Regions from separate parts of the Homo sapiens genome. Here region 1 is linked to region 2. A link is a contact called in ENCODE Hi-C or POLR2A ChIA-PET data. All regions are on one chromosome and are shown on one strand. The core of a region is the stretch at or near the end of the contact, and the rest is flanking DNA. Distances in the headings are between cores, read along the strand shown.

What was found. A loop is a pair of places that touch in the nucleus more often than their neighbours do. ChIA-PET counts read pairs that join two places held with the same protein, here RNA polymerase II (POLR2A). Pooled maps may share reads with other maps.
Region 1: a map of tibial artery shows a loop between it and region 2 (4-fold over the local background). The contact joins the enhancer-like site here to the promoter of VANGL1 in region 2. A Hi-C loop is called at or near these places in 2 of 168 maps with a recorded cell type or tissue (prostate gland and tibial artery), 1 of 37 single-sample maps with no recorded cell type and 8 of 50 pooled maps. POLR2A ChIA-PET finds 5 or more read pairs at or near these places in 3 of 52 experiments (H1, MCF 10A and WTC11).

Annotation. Positions count from the first base shown.
Region 1 is chr1:115,778,841-115,783,048 of GRCh38, reverse strand. No RefSeq gene overlaps it. Among named protein-coding and RNA genes, the nearest start is that of CASQ2, 12 kb to the right of the region's middle. Within about 2 kb of position 1,533, at least 3 of the 41 ENCODE cell types and tissues checked have a DNase peak (open chromatin) inside an H3K27ac peak, as active enhancers do.
Region 2 is chr1:115,640,034-115,644,273 of GRCh38, reverse strand. VANGL1 (VANGL planar cell polarity protein 1) reads right to left here and starts at 2,304. Exons shown (of 8, transcript NM_138959.3): 1 at 2,188-2,304. RefSeq lists an enhancer at 1,689-2,447 and a silencer at 1,583-2,572.

The DNA.
Region 1 (4,208 bases), core at 284-2,783, 140 kb before region 2:
ATGAGCCCACAGGCCTTGGGGTGCCACTGCACCAACACCACAAGGACCTGCCCCATGCTTTACCTCAGTCATGTGTCTATGCACTCCAAAGCACCTGAGAGCTCTGACCACAGGACAAAATCACACAGAAACCTGAGCACCTCAGCTGCATCAGGCTGGTTGTATGCTGAGGATGACAGGGGATTTCAGAGACTGGGTGGCTGCTACCACAAGAACCTAGCAAACAGGACAGGCAGAAAGAAGAATCCAAGGACTATATTAAAGCATGACTCAGAAAACCTAAAAGAGCCAGACACACTGAGAATGCTTGTCCTGGAACAGTTAAGGAGAAAGTATTCCTCCCACTCTAAACTTATCCCATAGCTTGTGAGGCAAGGAGACAGGGCTATAAAGGGCGACACAAGCTGAACCAGTGCTCATATACCTAACAAGGAGTGAAATGTGCCATGTATTCTTCAGGCTCTGTGAGCAGGGTTAGGCACGATGACTGCTACTCAAGTCACAGGGACAAAACTCCGGGAAGTGTCCATAGAGAGGGGATCTCAATGCACACATTGCAAGCTCTGTTTCAGTGTAGCTCAGGGTTTTTCAACCTTAGCACTAGTGACATTTTGGTTTGGACAGTTCTTTGTAGTGGAGAGTTGTTTTGTGCATTGTGGAATATTTAGCACATCACTGAGCTCTGTTCACTAGGGGCCAGGAACACCCCAGCCAACACATCTCTGAGTTGTGGCTATCAAAAATGTTTCCAGACACTGCCAAATCAAAATCACCTCTGATTGAGAATCAACTAATCTAGACTTCTGGTATTAAGCCTCAAAAGAAGTGAAAGCACTTGCAACAATACTTCCTGAGACTAGAACTTGGCGTGAAATACAGAGACCTCTGCTAAAAATCCAACACTTATGTTGATTTATTCATATCTGTGAAGCCAAAGCCATTATTTAGCTAAAAATTTTGCCCCAAGCACTTAACAGAAGTGTACAGTGTAGTGGTTAATTACACATACTCTGGTGCCAGAATCCCAGCTGCTTGGGACACAACTTTACTGCCTACTATCAGGCGACATCGGGCAAGGGAATACCACCTTTTTTCACCTTTTTATTTATCTGTAAAATGTAGACAATGCCAGTGACTACTTCTGGCATTCTTCTATTCTGCCTCACAGAATATATATCTGTGAGGATATATATTCTTCATTGCATGTAAGATGCTCGGTACGGCACTTGGGACATGGTGAGTCCTACAAATGGCCTGTTTCAGCACTTCTCAGCTGGGGGTTGTGACAGTGTTCCCAGGGTTCATGACATTAATGGCACTATGGCATCTTATTCAATTTTATTTTTTTATAAGTATCTTAAATACTAACCTAAATGTCTTGCCACTTAAAATAAAACTGCTGAGTGCCTCTGATTAAATATATTAGTCCACATGGCCCTTAGTGGGGTCAGATGGGCCAGCTCCTGACTCACGCTCTCAGATGATCACTCAGCTGCCACAGTGGTTTTGATTCTTGCAGAGCTTTCAATTATCTTTGTTCTTAGTCACCATATTGCCTAATTTGTGCCTATAACACATAAAGACAAGAACATACAAGAAACTTTGGTACTGAAACACAAGGGAAGAGGAACATACCAATATTATTAATTCTGCAAGTTCACCTCAAGGTGATTTTCATAACTCTATTAGTTTAATTTATCTGACCTAAATCCCATGTACACATCCAGATGTCTCCTAAAATATCTAAAATGAGAGTGCAAAAGATACTATCATAATTATAACAGATTTGGCTTTTCATTTATTAGGAAGGAAGAGATTGCTCACACTTATGTTATCTGTCTCAAAGCATTTACAAATGGTCTGATACCCACCCAAGTGGACATTGTGACTGCAGTGTCCTCAGTCTCCTCAATCCTCTGACTTTTGACAGTGACCTGAGTATTGTTTGGGTATTCCACCCCTCTCTGGCAGCCCAGCTTTCAGGGAACTGACCCCACCGGAGTCTGAGTGGATTCTATTTTTCAGTTGTGAGCACATGATTCAATTTTAGTTTATGAGATTGGAGAAGATGGCTGGGCTGGTTTCTGAGGGGACAAAAAATCGTCACACTCTCTTTCTGGAGGAAAAATTATGGAGCCCTGGAGTTGTTTGCAGTCATCTTTCAACAACCAGGCTTAGCCACTACTATGATGAGGGTTTAAGACAAGAGAAGGCAGTCTTTCTAACTGGTGTGAGATGGTGTCTCATTGTGGTTTTGATTTGCATTTCTCTGATGACCAGTGATGATGAGCATTTTTTCATGTGTCTGTTGGCTGCATAAATGTCTTCTTTTGACAAGTGTCTGTTCATATCCCTTGCCCACTTTTTGATGGGGTTGTTTGATTTTTTCTTGTAAATTTGTTTGAGTCCTTTGTAGATTCTGGATATTAGCCCTTTGCCAGATAGGTAGATTGCAAAAATTTTCTCCCATTCTGTAGGTTGCCTGTTCGTGCTGATGGTAGTTTCTTTTGCTGTGCAGATGCTCTTTAGTTTAATTAGATCCCATTTGTCTATTTTTGCTTTTGTTGCCATTGCTTTTGGCATTTTAGTCATGAAGCCCTTGCCCATGCCTATGTCCTGAATGGTAATGCCTAAGTTTTCTTCTAGGGTTTTTATGGTTTTAGGTCTAACATTTAAGTCTTTAATCCATCGTGAATTAATTTTTGTATAAGGTGTAAGGAAGGGATCCAGTTTCAGCTTTCTACATATGGCTAGCCAGTTTTCCCAGCACCATTTATTAAATAGGGAATCCTTTTCCCATTTCTTCTTTTTGTTAGGTTTGTCAAAGATCAGATGTTTGCAGATGTGTGGTGTTATTTCTGAGGACTCTGTTCTGTTCCATTGGTCTATATATCTGTTTTGGTACCAGTAACATGCTGTTTTGGTTACTGTAGCCTTGTAATATAGTTTGAAGTCAGGTAGCATGATGCCTCCAGCTTTGTTCTTTTTGCTTAAGATTGTCTTGGCTATAAGGACTCTTTTTTTTGGTTCCATATGAAATTTAAAGTAGTTTTTTCCAGTTCTGTGAAGAAAGTCATTGGTAGCTTGATGGGGATGGCATTGAATCTAAAAATTACCTTGGGCAGTATGGCCATTTCCACAATGCTGATTCTTTCTATCCATGAGCATGGAATGTTCTTCCATTTGTTTGTGTCCTCTTTGATTTCATTGAGCAGTGGTTTGTAGTTCTCCTTGAAGAGGTCCTTCACATCCCTTTTACATTGGATTCTTAGGTATTTTATTCTCTTTGTAGCAATTGTGAATGGGAGTTCACTCATGATTTGGCTCTCTGTTTGTCTGTTATTGGTGTATAAGAATGCTTGTGATTTTTGTTCATTGATTTCGTATCACACCAGTTAGAATGGCGATCATTAAAAAGTCAGGAAACAACAGGTGATGGAGAGGATGTGGAGAAATTGGAACACATTTACACTATTGGTGGGAGTGTAAACTAGTTCAACCATTGTGGAAGACAGTGTGGCGATTCCCCAAGTATCTAGAACTAGAAATGTCATTTGACCCAGCGATCCCATTACTGGGTATATACCCAAAGGAATATAAATCATGTGACTATAAAGACATATGCACATATATGTTTATTGCAGCACTATTCACCATAGCAAAGACTTGGAGCCAACCCAGATGTCCATCAGTGATAGACTGGATTAAGAAAATGTGGCACATATACACCATGGAATACTATGCAGCCATAAAAAAGGATGAGTTCTTGTCCTTTGCAGAGACATGGATGAAGCAGGAAACCATCATTCTGAGCAAACTATCACAAGGACAGAAAACCAAATACCGCATGTTCTCACTCATAGGTGGGAATTGAACAATGAGAACACTTGGACACAGGGCAGGGAACATCACACACCAAGGCCTGTTGTGGGGTAGGAGGATGGGAGAGGGATAGCATTAGGGGAAATACCTAATGTAAATGAAGAGTTAATGGGTGCAGTGAACCAACAAGGCACATGTATACATATGTAACAAGCCTGCACATTGTGCACATGTACCCTAGAACTTAAAGTATTAAAAAAAAAAAAAGACAAGAGAAGGCAGAGCAGAGAGATGAAAACAGAAAACATCTGAAGGTGTTCTTGAGCAGACAAATCACACTGACCCTACAGCCCTCCCCATCTCTAGTTACACAAGCTGAGCTAGCT
Region 2 (4,240 bases), core at 1,055-3,554:
TAAGAAAAATAAGACATTAATATCATGTTAGTTAGGGAAACCAGACTGCCACAGGAGCCAGGGCTTAAACGTTGAGAGTCTAACTCCAGAACCTGTGTTCTTAGCTACAGAAAATTGACAGCACTGTAGCAATTACTAGAATTGTTTGTTTATATAGAGGAGTATAAGCAACAATCACAAATTGTCCCAAACCACATATAACCCCACTAAGAATTTTGCAATTTCAACTTCTACTCACAGGTTCAGTGTTCCAAGCATCGTGGGGCACTCAGGAGAAAAGAAATGGATCTAAAATAGTTCTAACTCCCAATGAGCTCACAGCCCCAATGTGGAGACCTCCAATTAAAACACAATGTGACAAGGGCCCATCCCACCAAAATAGCTGATAAGGCCTAGGGTAGCAAGCACAGTGTGTGTATATAAGTGTGTTAAGGGGATGATGAAGGGGAGGATGCCTTCTTCATTCAACACATTTATCCTTCAAACAAAGGGTGACATGGAATTGTTGCTTGGTAAAGAAACTTTAAATTTCCTTTATGGTTTTGTCCTGTTGCTTAATACATAAGACAATAAAAATGTACTGCTTGGCAAGCAGTCCTTACAAATATATCACTCTCAAAATTCTTCTCCCATTTTACTTACAAATTAAGTTGCAAGCAAGCCTCACTGCCAACATTGTTAATAGTGAAATTCCACACTGAGTGTTTTCACTAATTATACTGAGAGACATCAACGTTTGGGAATGTTTAATGCTCATGGATAGGTGAAGCGTGTTATTTCTTTGAACTGGAAAAAGAAACAGTTTCCTCCCACAAATCAAAGCCCCAACTATATCACATTGATTTAATTCAACCCTAAAAACTCTATAATTAGTGGTTACAGAAAATGGCTAATTACCTCTCCCTGTATTCAGACAATTTCTGCCATCTCACTTGCAGAGCCTGGGAGCTGTGTACTCAACCCACCCACTGACGGGAGAATGCTAATTAGCATTGTTGACTGGTGATACAAGTTATAATATTTTTCAGCAGCCCCGTAAAATTTATAAACATGTCAGTGAAAATGCCAGATTCTTTTACAGTTTGTTAGCTTTTGGACTAAGTGTCTAAGAATACATTCATTTCTAACCAAAGCCAGGTCAAGAGTTTTAACAAAATGCATGGGCCATCTACACAATCATCATCATAAGGCGCTCTAACACTTCCTAAGGAGAATCTAAGAGAGCTCACAACACCTTCGCAGCGTGGGCATTAGACCTGGTTTGGAGAAGTGAAAACTGAGCAACAGATTCCTCAGCTCCAAGTCTCATCTGCTCATCACACAGCAGCCAGGCCGCGGCTCCGCCCCACTGCTGCCGCCACCACGGACGCGTTTAAATTTTTATAAAGCTTCACACTTCTCTAGGCGCGATGCTTGGGGCAGTTCAAAGACTGCAGAAGGAAATGAGGTCCTGCCGGTGGCGAAGGCTGCCCCGGCGCGGTGAGATTTCCTCCAGCAGGGACACCTTGGGCAGAGACCCGCCAGGCGCCTCTGCTCCACCCCGGCGTTTTTGAAAGTAAACTCCTACCTGCCTGTTGCGCTCTCCGAGGCGCAACCGGACTCGCCCCCCAGGCCTCCAGGGCCGGCTCAATTTTTTGTGAGCGAGGTGTGCACACAGACCAGCTCTGTCCCGGTTCCTGGCGAAGGGCCAGGCGGCGCCCGGGTCGAGCCCCGCCAGGGGTGGGAACCCCGGTGCGCGCCCGGCTCCCGCCCTGCACGGCTGCTGCAGCCGCCCGGTGCCTCCAACGCTCGGCCACTCCCTGCCGGCCTGCCCGCCGCCCCGGCACGCGCACCGAAGGGGCGCACTCCAAAGGCCAGCCCGGGGAGAAAGGGACGTCCGAGGTGTGAGCAGGGAACCCCGGGACCCCAAGGAGTGGGGTGCGGCGGAGATCGCACGGCAGGGCCAGGAGGGGCGCAACGCATGGGGAGAAGAGTGGAGTCAGAGGAAGCACTACCCGGAGCGCTCCGGAGGAGGGGAGGGAGCCCCCGGCCCGAGGCGGGAGCCGGCCACCCGGGGTCGAAGTCCGGCGGGGCGAATGCGGGAGGAGGGCGCAGGGGCACGCGGGGTCCGAGGTGGGGGCGTCTCCCAGCCAACGGTCTGCCCCGGGGACCGCCGCCGCGCAGCGCTCGGCCTCTCGCGGGACTCACCTCCGCGCCGGCCGCCCGAGCTCCGCGGCCCGCGGTCTCGGCTCACAGCGGCCCCGGCTCTGCGGCCTGCGCTGGGCTCCTGGAGAGGCAGAGCCCCGCCGCCGCCGCCGCTGCACTGCTGCTTTCCGCTTCCTGTCCCGGCGCCGCCCCGCAGCCCGAGCCCAGCCCTGCGAGCCCGGCGCGGCCGCGAGCCAAGAACAGCTAGCGCTGCCGGCCCCGCCGCGGGGCCGGCCCACCTGCAGCGGAGGGCGGGGCTCGGCCGGCGTCCCCCTCACCTCGTCACCGCCCCGACCCCACACACCCGGGACACACACGAAGGCGTGCGCGGTCACACTCTTACACACGGACCAGGGAATGACACCTCCCACACTCATTCACCCTCATACACACACTCACCCTACACAGACGTGCACAGCCCAGTAACCCACTCTCTTCTGGGCAGACACACACACTATAAACACATGGCCCAGGGATTGATCTCCGACACCGCCCCCTCCCTCCCCCACATACTTGGAATCTCAAGCTCACACACACACACACACACACACAATCATGCACAAAATCCGAGCCCATTTGCCCTCACGAGTGCCCCCATCCACATATTCACACGGCTCAGGGACTAACCCCCCAACCCCACTCAACACACACTCATATACACACTTTCCAAGAACTGACCGACAAATATCCATATACACCATATCTCAACCCATATACACACACTTAAACTCACATGTAGCCCTGGAAATGACCCCACAAATAGACACACACACACACACACACACACACACACACACACCCCCTACAAGCCACCACAGCAAGCCTCTCCCCTCCTCCTCCCTTATCAGAGCAGGCACTGCCGCCAGCCTAGTCTCCTAGAAACTGCTAGATGAGCACATCTCTGCAGGCAGGTAGCTGAAGCTTCAGTGCTGATTCCAACCAGGTACTGTTTCCTTTCTGAGCCTTTGTTTACCTGTCTGAAAAGTGGTGAGGATGCTGCTGTCCACCTTGCAGGATTGTGGTGAGGATTACAAAACAGTTGGCAACGATTTTCATGAATATTTGCACTTTTCTTAGTTGTCTTGTGTTGGTAGCATTAGGGTTCCTTACTGATCATCTCCAATCTAGCTGGGACCCAAAGCTGCTTACGTGGCAGGATTTTCCAGTGGAAGCAGTGTATAATGAAGTGCTGAATTTCCTAAGAGTTGTCTACAGGAGTATTGCGGGCATTTGGGGTGGGGAAATGCAGGCCCACCCTGACTAGCCTTAATCAGGGAACCTTGGCTCCAAGAACCCCTCACTCCCTTGATCACCTCTTCCTCATCCCTTCTAGACTCCATTTTCTCTCGCATATGTCACATTTCCTTGAGAAGACACCCATATGTTCAATGTGGCTGATTTTCACCACTCCTAGTCCCCAGGCTCTGCTGCCCCACTCAGTGGCCTAGACCATCTTCCTCCCCCACCCCCAGCCTCCCAGTAGGCTCCAGAGAGCAGATGTTGCTGACTCAGGCAGCCAGGTTCCTATGGGTAAAGCCAATGGTCTATTCACCCAAATCAGCACTCAGGGTCAGAAATGTAGAACATTATAAAAACATGTCTCTCTCATCTCTAAAATGTAGAACTTTCAAAGTTCAAACAGGCCAGGGATTTCCAATTCTAGTCATGTACCTGAATAGCTCCAATTAACACAGAGATCTTCAATGAGTTTTCAGAAAGTAATTCTAATTCACTTAGGTTCTTATGTCTAGCCACCTTACCAGATGATGTTTTGTGGGAAAGAGGGGTAGTTGCAAATAACCTATTTTAAAATAATAAATTCACCTTTAAATGCCATGTAGAGGCCGGGCTTGGTGGCTGAAGCTTGTAATCCCAACACTTTGGGAGGCTGAGATGGGCAGATCACTTGGGGTCATGCGTTCAAGACCAGCCTGGCCAACATGGCGAAACCCCATCTCTACTAAAAATAAAAAAATTAGCCAGGCGTGGTGGCAGGCACCTGTAATCCCAGCTACTCAGGAGGCTGAGGCAGGAGAATTGCTTGAACCTAGGAGGC